Linked DNA regions of Homo sapiens: region 2 is linked to region 1. A link is an interaction called in ENCODE POLR2A ChIA-PET data of the cell type or tissue named here. Cell type or tissue: HepG2. All regions are shown on one strand. Each heading gives the region's core, and the rest is flanking DNA. Links, peaks and the distances in the headings are about the cores only.

Evidence for each region. ChIA-PET counts read pairs that join two places held together with the same protein. Peaks named below come from ENCODE experiments on the same cell type or tissue, not always from the same donor. Only the 100,000 strongest peaks of a DNase experiment are listed, where the experiment ranks them.
Region 2: POLR2A ChIA-PET joins it to region 1 with 9 read pairs; 3 of 35 experiments call an interaction of 5 or more read pairs at or near these places.

What each region holds. Positions count from the first base shown.
Region 1 is chrX:50,429,479-50,437,111 of GRCh38, reverse strand. All of the region lies in intron 1 of DGKK (diacylglycerol kinase kappa), which reads left to right. Among named protein-coding and RNA genes, the nearest start is that of DGKK, 38 kb to the left of the region's middle. In HepG2, for the core only: no CTCF peak of the experiment used is centred there; DNase peaks (open chromatin) are centred at 3,921, 5,331 and 6,021; H3K4me3 peaks cover 3,716 bases.
Region 2 is chrX:50,175,918-50,182,098 of GRCh38, reverse strand. No RefSeq gene overlaps it. Among named protein-coding and RNA genes, the nearest start is that of AKAP4, 22 kb to the left of the region's middle. In HepG2, for the core only: no CTCF peak of the experiment used is centred there; a DNase peak (open chromatin) is centred at 1,828; H3K4me3 peaks cover 294 bases.

The DNA of each region.
Region 1 (7,633 bases), core at 3,634-7,633:
TTGTGCGTAATTGTATGGCCACGTTAATTTTTTTATTACTAGGAGCTATCCAGGTCAGAGGACAATTTCCCTTTGGGTCCAGCGTCATATTACTTTCGTTAACCAAGAGAATGCCTGCCACTGGCACACTTGATTATGTCATACTTCTTTACCAGTGATGATGGCAGAGAGTTTTATTGCAGGATAACAGGAAAGGTAAAACTAGGCTTTGAAATATGGACTACTAATCAAAATGATATCAAACAACACAGAACATATAAAGTGTGGCGATAACAGTGAAAAGAGCCTTGTACTGGAAGTCAGAAGGCCAGAACAAGTTTACTACTTAATGACCTTGGGCAAGTCACTTTTTTGAGTCACGGTATTATTACCTGAAAAAAAAAAAGGCCAATAGCATTACTTACCTGGCCTACCCCTCAGGGTTGTGTTCAGAATCAAGTGAGAATCTTCAATATCTTTATAACCAACAAAGTGCTGTGTAAATTAAATAATTATTACTTTAATTACTTTAGCATTTAAAATTAAAAACAAAAACAAAACTGAACCAACAAGCTGTGATTCATACCACCAAACTCCTGCCAAATCTGCCTTCTTCTGTCGATTGACTTAGAATAGGATATAATTTCCAATAAGACCAGTGGTTTAAACCTTCCTTTTTTCCTTCCACTGAAGGGATAACTAGTTATTCATGTCCTTGTGAAACCTCAAGAGAGATTTTAGCTCTGTCATTTATTAACGCATTAGGGAAACTACTTCATCTCTCCAAGACTCAGATTAGCATGGCGTCTATCTTTCAGAGTTGCTAAAATCAAATGAGATAACCAATGTAACATGATTAGCATAGTCCTTCCCACATAGTCAGGACTCACCAACTGTTAGCACTTCATTTCACTATTATTTCTCCAGGAGGCTTGTCCCTGATAGCCTCCTGTTACCAAGAATACATTCACATTGGTACAGCTTTTCAGCTTTGTTACCTGGCCAGTAATTTCTGTGGAACCAAGGCCCACAACATAGTTTCTTCTTTGACAGACTAGTGTCTCATGCAGTCACTTCTCTTCCCTCTCTTTTCCCTCCAAGTGTGATAGACTGTCAAACTACCATATCTCCTGACTCCATGTGAGGCAATTGTGTTCAGCCAGGGACAATCCTCTGCTCAGAGGCAGCAAGGCTACCCACAGCTTTAGGAATTGAGTGAGGGCTCCCATCAATCTGTCATCACCCATTCTACTCCCAAGCCAATCCAACCCCTGAGGTGACCTTACCTGACACTTTCCTCCTGCTCTCACCTACCACTGGTGGTACAGAGGCATTCTCTCTCTCTCTCTCTGAGTCTCTCTCTCTCTTTCTGAATATCTCTCTCTCTCTCTCTCTCATACACACACACACATACACACACACACTCCTTTTCCCACCACTCATACACAACTCCTAATGAATTAGTGAATTTCATCTTCCCTAGACCACCACTGCTGCAAGAAGCAAACAGAACCAACTGGTCTAGCATCAATTTCTGTCTACCTTCCTCATGATTCTTGGTAATGCCACTTCATAAAACTGAGAAAAAGTAAAAACCAAACCCACACATCCCCTCTTTATAATCTAACCACTTATTCCCCAGAGGACTTTTTAGTGAATGTATTCTTAAGTATTATTCAGGCCTTCAGATGTCTGTCTGCATGGGTCCAGTTTGGCAATAAAACAATTTCCCCAGCTCAGGAGTAAACATGTACTTCCCAAGTATACGTGTTTAGGTGATGTGGGCTCACCATCCCCACTTCTAAGAGGCATTTAAAGCCATGAATGGAAAGAAATGGGTACTTTTAAAAACCAGAGCACAGAAATCACCAAAATTGAGTTTCTCTGTTTTGCTGTTTGAGTGAGTTGTAGCCAAATAAGTTACATACAGGCATGCGCTGCATAACAATGTCTCAGTCGATGATGGACCTCATATACTATGGTGGTCCCATAAGATTATAATATTGTATATTTACTGTACCTTTTCTATGTTTACATACACAAATACCATTGTGTTACAACTGCCTACATTACAGTAATAGGTTGTGCAGGTTTGTAGCCTAAGAGCAATAGTTTATGCCATATAGCCTAGGTGTGTAGTAGGCAATACCATCTAGGTATCTAGGTTTGTGTAAGCATACTCTCTTGTTAGCACAATGATGAAATGGCCTAATGACATGTTTCTCAGAATATATCTCTGTCTTTAAGTGAGGCATAACTGTATTTGCATATTTACAAGCTTCCTTTTTGGCTTTAGGTTGCAAGCACTTTTAAATACCTCTGGGGGCTGAAGTCTCCAGATTTAGAAGCTCCCAAGCATGGTCCAGCATATTGTTACAAAGTTGTATATATGCAAAATTCAGGATTATGACATTTCAGGTACCTCTCTAAAGGACTGTTTTTTTTTTTCCCTGCCTTCTTGTGAAATCATTTGCAGTACATGGTCCCCTTCAAGAAATTCAGCTAAACTAGTGGGAAATCTGCAGATATCACTGGTCCATGGCTTTTCCTGCTGGGTGAAATAGTGGCCCCTGGGGGAAAAAAGAAGTGAACTGAAGTGATCCCCAAGTTAGATCTCACACCCAAGTCAGATCATGATAACCGTCATCATGTAGTTATTTGATATGAGAGTGGGGTGGGGAGAGACAGTAAAGTAAAAAAGATCAGGGTTCAAACCCCAGCTCTGCTATTCACTGCGACTTAGAACTAGACACTTAACCTCTCTGAGCCCCAACTTCTTCACTTCCCTCACAGGACTGTGGCTGCGGGCATTAAATAAGATAATGCATGTAAAGCAAGGGCAAATAGCAGGCATTTGCCAGCCAGAAACAAATCTCTTCCTTTGGAGAAGGAGGGTTGAAGAGAAACTTAGAGAAGAAATTGCTACTCCTGCTGCTTCTAATGAGGGCCATCGCCAGAGTCACAACAGGAGCCACAGCTCTCATAGTAGATGGTTAGGATAAACAGGGCATGTTTCTTGGTGGTGGGAGCCCAGGGTTAGTTAGAAGCAGTGAGGGAAGTGTCCCTGAGAGAATAAACGTCCACGGAATGTTAGCAGAACCTTCTTCTCTGGTAGCTTATGGTCAGGTAAAAGAATGGAAAAGAAGGCAATTGGAAGCAGGCATTGCTTTGTCACTTTTTATGCGATGGCAGCACCAGATAAGCTAACTGATGTCCTGACCTCTGTGATCTTGCTTAGGTTGAGGACCAGGGTCCAAGTTACCCTGGTATCTTTTTGGAGGAACTTTGTGTGACCAAAACGCTTCTTTTCTAGGCAAGCAGCAACTACTGCTGTAGCCATAGGTGTCTCCCATGAAGCTTCCACTTATACTATTCCTTTCACTGGATTTCCTGTTTCTTGGCTTTTGGCTCTCCAATGGTCAGAAACAATCCTCTTTCCCCTACTCAGAACTTTGAGTCTTCCCTGGATTTGTGGAGCAAAGGCAACCTTCTGCAGGAAGGTTTATCATAAGCCACTTTTCTCCTCAAACCCCCAAAGCTCTTACCCAGCCCTTCCTTTTGATCCTACTCTTAGAGTCAAGCCATTTTCCTGCTGGTTTCCTCACATGCCATTCCATGCCATTCCCCTAGAGCCCTGTAACTGTGCACATATTCCAAGAGGCATTCCCAATACAGTGAAATCTCAATGGCTGCAGTTATAGGGCACCTTCACTCACCTTACGGAGGTTGGTGAGGAGTCCCAACACAACTGAAATACGGTGGCCTGAGGCCCAGTGCTCTACAACTAATTTGCTATTTGACTTGAGTAAGCACAGCCCCTCTTGGAGCATTATTTTCATAATCTCTAACAGGGCAGGGAGATCTAAGATTACTCATTACTAAGGTCACGGTTAGCTCAGAAAGTTAAAAGGCCAGTTTTGTGGCATGAACACAGACTTTGAACTAACATAGACCAGAGCTTGTATCTCCATCCTACCAACTTAACAGTAGGCCCCTTGTCGCAGTGAAATGGCTTGTTCAAGGCTGCACAGCTAGTAGGCAGCAAAGCCAGCATTCAAACCTATAAGTAGTTCTGGGCGGGCTCAGCAGAGCTCTTCCTCCTTCCTGGATGCAGCTAGTCCCAGGTCAATTACCAAGGGCCAGGTTACCACTTTCAGAACTTTGTCAGCCTGGGCTCAGATTGCTCACCTCCTCCCCATACCCCAAACAATTAGTGATCCTTACCCTCCCTAGGAATTCCAGTAATAGAAAAGAAGAAGGGGGGAGGGGCAGAGATATTTGAGAAGACACAGGCTTAAAGGCTAAGCTTCCCTTTACATTGTTCCTTTCACTGGGTTTCCTGTTTCTATGTTTTTGGCTCCCCCAAAACTTATAGGTGTTTAGGCTTTATGGTCCCAGCGGACTAGTTTTAAAGTCATCAACTCTTGATATTTATTTTATCAATGTACTCAGACCAGTGCAAAATGACATGTATATACAGAGTTTTTGCAGTGTCATTTGTAATAAAATAAGATTTGAAAGCACTGTCTTTCAATAGGGAATTGTTTAAATAAATCACATTACATTCATTTAGTAGAATGCTATGCAATTGTAAAAAGAAAGGAAACCACTTAATATGTATCAACATCTAAAAGGGTTCATTGTATATTAAGTGTAGAAAGCAAGAAACAAAACATTGTACATAGAATGCTACGATTTACAGGAAGAAAAAAGAATATATGTGTATATATGTTTGCTCACGTGTGTAAAATACCTTTTTAGTGATATGCAAGGAACTGGTTAAAGTTTTTGCCTATTCATAAAAATAAATACGTATAGCATCATTATCAACTTTCTTTTATTTCACTGATAGAGAACAGGGACACAGACGTTCATCTATAGCTCTTCCTTAGCACAGGAAGCAGTGGGAGGAGATTTGCAGATACAGTCCTTGCAGACCTGCGTGGTAGAAAGATCTGGCTTTTCAGTGTTAGGATGACCACGAGGTCTCAGTTTGCCCAAGACCCTCCTGATTGTAGTGCTGAAACTCCTGGGAAAACCAGGACAGTTGGTCATCCTATTCCTCATCCTGCTGCTGCAGCCCTTAGACAGCCAGGAGGGAAGATTCCAGTAGTGGCATGAGCAGAGCGATGGCAGCAGCCCTTGGCTCCACAATCCACAAGTGACAAGGGACTCACAGAGTGGCAGGCACATGCTCTGTAAGGTATTCTCATCTAACAGACAAGGAAATTGAGGCTCAGAGAGGTTAAGTGATTTGCCCAAGGTCACACAGCTAGTAAGTGCTGGAGCCAGTCTGTCTGACTCCTGCCATGTCAACAGGACCCTGGGGAATGTAAAGCTTTCAGTGGAGCAGTGGGTCTGACCTTTCTTAAAGCCTAAAGCACCCGGAGTTGCATTTTAACCAAATCAAACACAGTTGCTTTGAATCAACTTTGGCAAGCGAGTGTTAGGAAACAGCTTTCTTCCCAGCACTCTAACCCAAGCAAAGACAATAGATGTTCCAGGTCTTTGGACTGAAGGAGTCATAGACAGAAAGCTGGCCTTCTCAGTTGTGCCCGTAATAATTCAGTTCTCACCTGGGAATGATAGCTTACTCATCCCCCAACTTGATCCAGCCTCCTACACAAGAGCAACAAGAGAAATTAAAACGGAAGAGCAGCCAACTAATAACAGGTAGTGGTGCATGTCATGATGCTTGTCTACTTTTTGAGTGGGTGGGGGTGGAATTCAACTTGGCTTATAACAGGGGACCCTTTTGCTAGGAAAAGGTAAATAATTCCCCAAAGCCTTATGCATCAAAAACGAACCAAGCAGGCTGAACATGGTAGCTCATTTCTGTAATGGGATTACAGAGGTGGGAGGATTGCTTGAGCCCAGGAGTTCAAGACCAGCCTGGGCAACATAGCGAGACTGTCTTTACAAAAAGATGAAAAAATTAGTCAGGCATGGTGGCGGGCACCTGTAGTCTTGACTACTCAGGAGACTGAAGCAAGGGGATTACTTGAGACAGGAGTTTGAGGTTACAGTGAGTCATGATTGCGCCACTGCACTTCAGCCTGGGTGACAGAACAAGACCCTGTCTCTTAAAAAAAAATGCACCAAGCAACAGAAAAACAGATGTAGCAGATAGTAGAAGCTTTAGGGACTTGGGAGAAGCATAGGAAAAGGTCACAGCAGCAGCTGTACTTGCCCTTTCCCAATTAAGCAGCAGGGGGGTGTTAATTATATACAGGAAATTGGGCTGCTTTACAGACTCTGTTGAAATATTTTATAGAAGATATTTTATAAATATGGATTGAGGGAAATGTTTATCCTCATTAATTTATTAATTTACACATGCTGAGTTGTACAGAGCACCAGAGAGAGATACTACCTGTGCCAGGGTGTGGGAGTTTCTGGGAGCAATGGATTTGGGTATTGGTTTATCAAAGAGGATTCAGAATGAAACTGAAGCAGAGTTTTCCAAAGCTTTAGCCTTCTCTGCAAGGGCTGCCATGGTTTTGGCAAAGACCATTTTGTGTGAACACTGTACACAGGACCTGAATTACGTATGCCTTGGAGTCCTACATTCTTGAATTTGAATGAAGCCAATTGATCTCTGTGGTGATTGAATTCGGGACAATAGACTAATTAGCACCATACTCACTCTCACCACAAAACAATCAGCCTTGAGGGTTTAATAGTAGAAACCATAATGTTATTTGGGTTTTAATGTCTAATAGAGCTGGCAGGAAGAATTAGGAACCCTGCCTGCAGTGTGCTGTGGTTTAAGAAGCGTCGAGTGGTAACATGACATTTCAATATGTACAAGGATTCTACAGCCCTTCCTAAATTATTTCTATCTGCAGCATCACAGATATTGCCACAGAAATGTGGCAGCTTGGACCAGGAGGACTACATGTGTGTCCCTTCTTATGAAATAGCTGTGTGCTTATAAATGTGGCCACCAAGCAAAATTTCCCATATGGAGTCCCATTCCTCATTGCCTTTTGTACTAACATCAGAGATGCGTTCTTCTGACAAATGTTTTAACTCCAAGATGTTGCAAAGTCTCAAAACTGCAAAACAAACATGGGCTATCTTATTTGAGAGGAAAAATTTCAACTATTTCCTCGGGCAAGCCACTTGAAGATGCTAATTTCAGGGTGTCTTTCATAGGACAGAATTGCGTTAGAAAACGCCTTTCACTACCTGCTTCAGAGGGCTGATGAGAAGCAAAAGCACTTTATTAATTACAAAGTGCTGTCAACATGTGAATTCTAATTACTCTTCCAGTCAATCTTGGACTGTCACTTTAAAAAAACTGGAGAACTCCCTTCTCGCCCGCCAACGAATGTTAGGTCTTTAGAAAAACAAGGAATATCATTTGCCACTTTGAGGGAAGCTCATTAAGAGTTCTAGTATGGAATAGTCAGAGCTGTTCATAGAATACTTTTTTGTGTGTGTGACGGAGTCTTGCGCTGTCTTCCAGGCTGGAGTGCAGTGGCGCGATCTCGGCTCACTGCAAGCTCCGCCTCCCGGGTTCACGCCAGTCTCCTGCCTCAGCCTCCCAAGTAGCTGGGACTACAGGCGCCCGCCACCACGCCCGGCTAATTTTTTTTTTGTATTTTTAGTAGAGACGGGGTTTCACCGTGTTAGCCAGGATGGTCTCGAT
Region 2 (6,181 bases), core at 83-4,082, 250 kb after region 1:
TGTCTCCTAGGAACTAGGACATTCGTCCACATACAAGTCATAGCCAGTTGTCCTAAAAAATCCCAATAATAGCCTCAATAGCTGTTCCCCTCTGCTCTATCCAATATCCATGCATTGTATTGAGTTATCATGTCCCTTTAGTCTCCTTTAATCTAGAAAGGTCCCAGCCATTTTTTCCTGGTCTTTAATGACATTGTCACTTTTTTAAGAGTCTAGGCCAGGCATTTTGCAGAATGTCCAAGAGGTTTTGATCCACAAAGAAGAATGAGAACAGCTTAAAGAACAGCTTGGAGAGGTCATGACCAGTCAGTGAACTGAAGGCCAAATTGGAGACAGCACCACAGGTTAGGAACTACATGAAAACTGGAAAGCGGTCAGGAGTGAAGTGAGGAAGCTTGGTGGCTGGGTAGGTTGCATGGCTTAAAAACATAAGGTCACAGCAGCTATTTGTCCTATGGCTATAAATACCCAAATATACACAGCAGTGACTCACGCAGTGATTTCTTCCATCCTCTCACCAGTTTCCTGAACCCCAGGCCCTTATATTGAACTGACTACTGGACATACACAGACATTTCTTAAGCAAACACTATGTCTCAGGCACTGTCTAAGCACATTATATGTATTATCTCATTTAACCTCCATCATAACAAACTCTCCAGGAGGCAGAAACTAGGATTTTCTCTGTTTGAGGGCAAGGAAACTGAAGCACAGAGGGGTGGAAACTTGTTTGGGGTCAACACAGCTAGTGAGTGGTGTTACCAGAATTTGAACACCAGAGCCTTCACACTTTTAAATTATATTTTTTTAAGTATTATTCTGTAAAACTGGCTTTCTTCCGTTTTGGTTCACAGTTCTATAAATTTTAACACATGTATAGATTATGTAGCTACCACCATAATCAGGATACAGAACAGTTCATCACGCCCAATAAACTCCCTCTGCTCTCCCTTTAAGAGTCATCACCCCACCCCCACTATGGAGAATGTTGCTATTTCTTTTATTCTTCTACAGCCTATATTTCCAATGTCAGTTAAGCTTTCAAATATTTCGCAGTTCTAATCCGTTTTCTCGCGTGACCAACCAGTAGGTCAGTTGGGTCTGTTGGGAAGACCGCTTAGCTCAGTTCTCAGTTCTGACAGCCTTCGTTATGGTAGTTAGGTTCAGAAAACGGACGCAGAGGTCAAGGGTAAACCCTAGATGTCATAACAGCTCTTTGGGGCCACATTCCTGAGCTCCTCACTTTCCGTTATCCTTCCAATACTTTCCAGTACCCTGCAGGCTCTCATTGATGGAGGTTGTCTGGGCCACGTGGCAGGAGACGCTTTGCTCGGGGCGGGGAAGGAGCAGGGGGCGGGGAGACAGAGACAAAAAAAAAAAAAAAAAAAAAAAAGGCAATGGGTTTTGGCCCCTCCCCCTTAAAGCTGCAGCTTCATTGAACAGAAAAGTAAGGTTCTCCCTTTTCATTCACTTTTGGCTTCTGCAGTTTCCCATCCCCGGCTACTCTTTCCCACTGCCACCACCTCAACTGTGGGACCGCCTGCTGACTGGGGTGACAGACCACAGGGGAAAAAATAAAAACAGCACCAGTGTATTTCCTCCACTCTCTTTGAGCATTTTGGATCTCCCCTTTCCACCCCTCCAACCAGAAGTAGAGGGTTTCTACTGGATCTCTGTCTGTACCAGAGTGCTCACTTCTGAGTTTCAGATTGTCTTGAGTTCCTGCTGGGGGATGCTGCAGGAACAAAAATAGTAAACTCACTTCCAGTTTGGTGGCACTGTTAATTCTAGCCTTCTCTAGTCTGTCTGCTAATATTTACTTTTCAGAGTTCTCAAATAGTTTGGCATGCATTCTGTACAAGCTTTGTACTCAAGTTCAGTAGGCAATAAAGGGAGGTGTGTGTTTATTCCATCATGTACAGAATAAAAATCAGCCCTCACTTTTAAACCCCATGCCATTGTGCCTCTCCACATGAATGTCCATAGACACTATGAACTCATCATGTGCCAATTGTATTCACCATCTACTCACCAGCCTTATCTCTTCCAATGTTCCATATCTCAACCAGTCCCACCATCATCATTTACCCAGTTGTCCAAGCTGGAATCCTGGGCATTGTCAAGAACTCCTCTCTCTGTCTAATGTCTACATCCAATCATACATCCAGTCCTAGCTTCCCTCTCCTTATTTCCACTACTTTAAATTATTCACGCCTTCATTCTTTCTTGCCTGGATTATTGCATGTTGTCAGTTAATTGGTGTGACTAGGTAATTGTTTTTCTTTTGTTGACATCCTACTTTTTAAACATTGTATTGGCTATATACAGAAAACTGAACAAAATTATAAGCTCAACACATTATCAATAAATTATCACAAACTGAGCCCACCCATGGTCAAGAAACAGAACATTCGAAGCACTCAAAAGCCCCTCTTAGTCTGCCTTTTTTTTTTTTTTTTTTTTTTTAGACAGAGTCTGTCTGTTGCTCAGGCTGGAAGGCCGTGGTGCAATCACAGCTCACTGCAGCCTCGACCTCCAAGGCTCATGTGAGGTGGGCTCCTTCCACCTCAGCATCCCAAGTAACTGGAACCACAGGCATGTGCCACCACACCAGGCTAATATTTGCATTTTTTGTAGAGATGGGGCTTCACTATGTTGACCAGGCTGGATTCTGCCTTTTACAACACTTCATAGCTAAATAGAATCACACCGTATGATTTTTTGTGCGTTTAGTTTCCTTTGCTCAACATTATGCTTGTGAGAGTCAGCCGTGTTGTTGCTTGTTGTTTTATTCTCATATTGTATAATATTCCATTATATATCGTCCATTGTATAGTTGATGGACATTTATTTGGGTTGTTTCCAGTTTGATCCTATTAGGAATAGTGCTGCTATGAATGCACCTATACATGTCTTTTGCTAGCCACAAGCACTCATTTTATTGGATACATACCTACAGGTGATATTCCTGATATGACTATATTCAACTTTAATAGATCGTGACAAACCCTGTCACGGTGGTTGTACAAATTTACTCTTCCATCAGTGGTATAGGAGACTTTCTGTTGCTCTATAGCTGGATAATATTTTAGGAGACTAATATATTTATTTATTTTTTTCTTCCTGTGCATTCCTCCTTTTCTTTCCTTCCATCAAGCAGATAGCTGGTTCAGGCCCTCTTGGCTACCAGGAGGTTTGTAGCACGGCAGAAAACAGGGCAGAAAAGTGACTTTTCGTACAGCACTAAAAAAAAATAGTGATGGGGTTTCACCATGTCACTCAGGCTGGTCTGGAACTCCTGGCCACCCACCTGCCTCGGCCTCCCGAAGTGCTGGGATTACAGGGGTAAGCCACCAGGCCTGGCGCCCCTATAGCACTTTCTAATTTTGGTTCACAACAGCCTTGAGCCTCAAAGTGGGGAAAGTTTGCCAGTAAAGAAACAAAACAAAAACCATCTTGGAGGAGACATGAAGGGAAAACGACTTTTTTCCACATCAAAAAAAGTGATTTCCCTGATACAATGGGAGAAGAGAAAGTTCCAGAGCAGGAGAGCCTGGGCTGGCTTCTGGGCAGTGTGCATGGGAAGGCAGCAAGACCCCAGAAAGGAATGGTGAGGTGGGGAATCTAGGAGGGTGGGATGTTAAGCAGAGGATTTTTGCAGAATCATCAGAGTGCTGTTGGGCCTGAAGGGTCCTGCACAGAGGCCAGTAGATACCTCAGCATTAGCCGCTGTGAGTAGACGACTTGATGACCAGAGAGGGCCATACCCCTATGTCCTGGTACATACAAAAATCAGAACTCAGGCGCAACTCTGAGTGAAGAGTCCCAAGAATAATTGAGGTTGAGTTTCCCTCCAGACTGTGGGTCCTGGGAGATCAAAGTGGAATTCACTATGATTTGTAAAAAGATGTGCTGCTTCTTACCTGAGTGGTGGACTAATATGTGTACCTGCTACATGGGCCTGGCTTTTCCCCAAGGCTAGTGCTAGTACATATAGTATCTTCGTGAAAGTTGTGTTTTTGTTGTTCTTATTGTTGTTTCTGAAAGGCACTGCCTCTGGGCTGACCAATCAGGAAAAGGTTCACTTTACTCTGAGCTGGCAGTGTTGTGCCAGGGTGCTTGGCTTGATGTATAGAATTATTGGGCTGCATTGCAGCCCACATCCACGTCCTTTGTACCGCACACAACTTGCACAAATACACATAGCAATCTTGAGTGGCTGGCTCCTGTTCTTGCTCTGAAGCACGCATCAGGACATGGCGCTCCACTGCCTAAAACGCCTCAGTGGCTCCCCATTGCCTAGGTCTGCAGTGACAAATACACTAGTCCTTAGATTCATGTGGCCCTTGAGTTACATGTGGCCCTTGAGCATTTGAAATGTGGCTAGTTCAGATTAAGATGTGCTGTCACTGTAAAACTACATGCCAGATTTCAATGACTTAGTATTCAAAAAAGAGTGCAAAATGTCATTAATCAGTATTCATTTTGACTGCATGTTAAAATGATAATGTATTTGATATAGTGGGTTAAATGAATTATAATGTTAAAGTTGATTTTGCCCATTTCTTTTTTCATGTGGCGGCTAGAATACTTAAAATTGCCTATGTGGATCACATTATATTCTTAATGGACAATGCTGATCTAGGTGAAGTTCAAACTCCTGACTTTCACAGGAAAGCACATTGTATGCTGGTCTTTCCTTCTTTGATAGCCTTATCTCCCCTCCAGTTTCCTCTTTTTCCCTCTCGCTTTGAAACATGTATATGCACACTAACTCATCTGGTCTTGCAGCCACTCAAAAATCTTATAATTCCCTTTCGTGATGTTTGCTTTTGCACAGTCTTTTTCATTTTCCTCTAATGCACTTGTCTCCATTGGGTTTTGGGTTCCTCATGTGTCAAACTAAGAGAGAGCAACAGATCTGTAACATTCTTTCCACCCCAGTGGTTTTATTATTTGGTCTTACAGAAGTATACAGTTGCCTGGATAATCCAATGGTCATTTGCATTTGCATTTTCATTCAATGGGAGGAAATAAGGATAGATACTATGCACTGGTGGCCTACTGTGTGTTAGCCTCTGTTCCCGTGGCTTTCCATACCACTTAATCTCATTAGCATTCCTATGGGATGGGTACTATCATTAACCCTGTTTTACAGATGAGAAAACCTAGGATCAGAGCGGTTCCCTGATTTGCCAAGGTTAGTAGAGACTTCAGAGCTCATACTCTTATCACATATACCGTGTTTGAGAAGCTGGGAGTTGATAGCACTTTCCATTCACACCAGGCATGGGGCTCCTGCCTGTAATTCCAGCACTTTGGGAGGCCAAGACAGGAGGATCCTGTTAGCCCAGGAGTTCAGGACCAGCCTGGGCAACATAGAGAAACCACATCTCTACAAAAAATACAAAAATTTGCCAGGCGTAGTGGCACATGCCTGTAATCTGAGCTTCTCTGGAGGCAGAGGTGGGAGGATCAACTGAGCCAGGGAAGTGAAGACTACACTGAGCTGCTATCATGCTACTGCACTCCAGGCTGGGTGACAGAGCGAGATCCTGTCTCAAAAAGAAAAAACAAAGAAAAGAAAAAATTCACACAGTGAAAGGATAACTCAGGAAAAGATGGTGAGCTACCCAGACCTTTGTTCTGTCCTTATTCTTTCAACATCCCACTATCTGGTCTCCCTTAGACACTAGCCAACAGGTGTCTCTCTGGCTGTCAATGTCTGACCTTCCTTCCATGTTTCTAGTCCTGTAAAAGCTCAATCTAGAGGCTCAGCCTGCACTCCAGGTGGATGCTTTTGGATGCTTTCTCCCCATTCTTGCTCAGCTGTCCCAAGAATCCAAAGGATCTGGCAAGAAGGGGAGTGTCAGTGTGCCTCAGACCCCTCTCTTTTTTTTTTATTATACTTTTAAGTTTTAGGGTACATGTGCACATTGTGCAGGTTAGTTACATATGTATACATGTGCCATGCTGGTGCGCTGCACCCACTAACTCGTCATCTAGCATTAGGTATATCTCCTGATGCTATCCCTCCCCGCTCCCACCACCCCACAACAGTCCCCAGAGTGTGATATTCCCCTTCCTGTGTCCATGTGATCTCATTGTTCAGTTCCCACCTATGAGTGAGAATATGCGGTGTTTGGTTTTTTGTTCTTGCGATAGTTTACTGAGAATGATG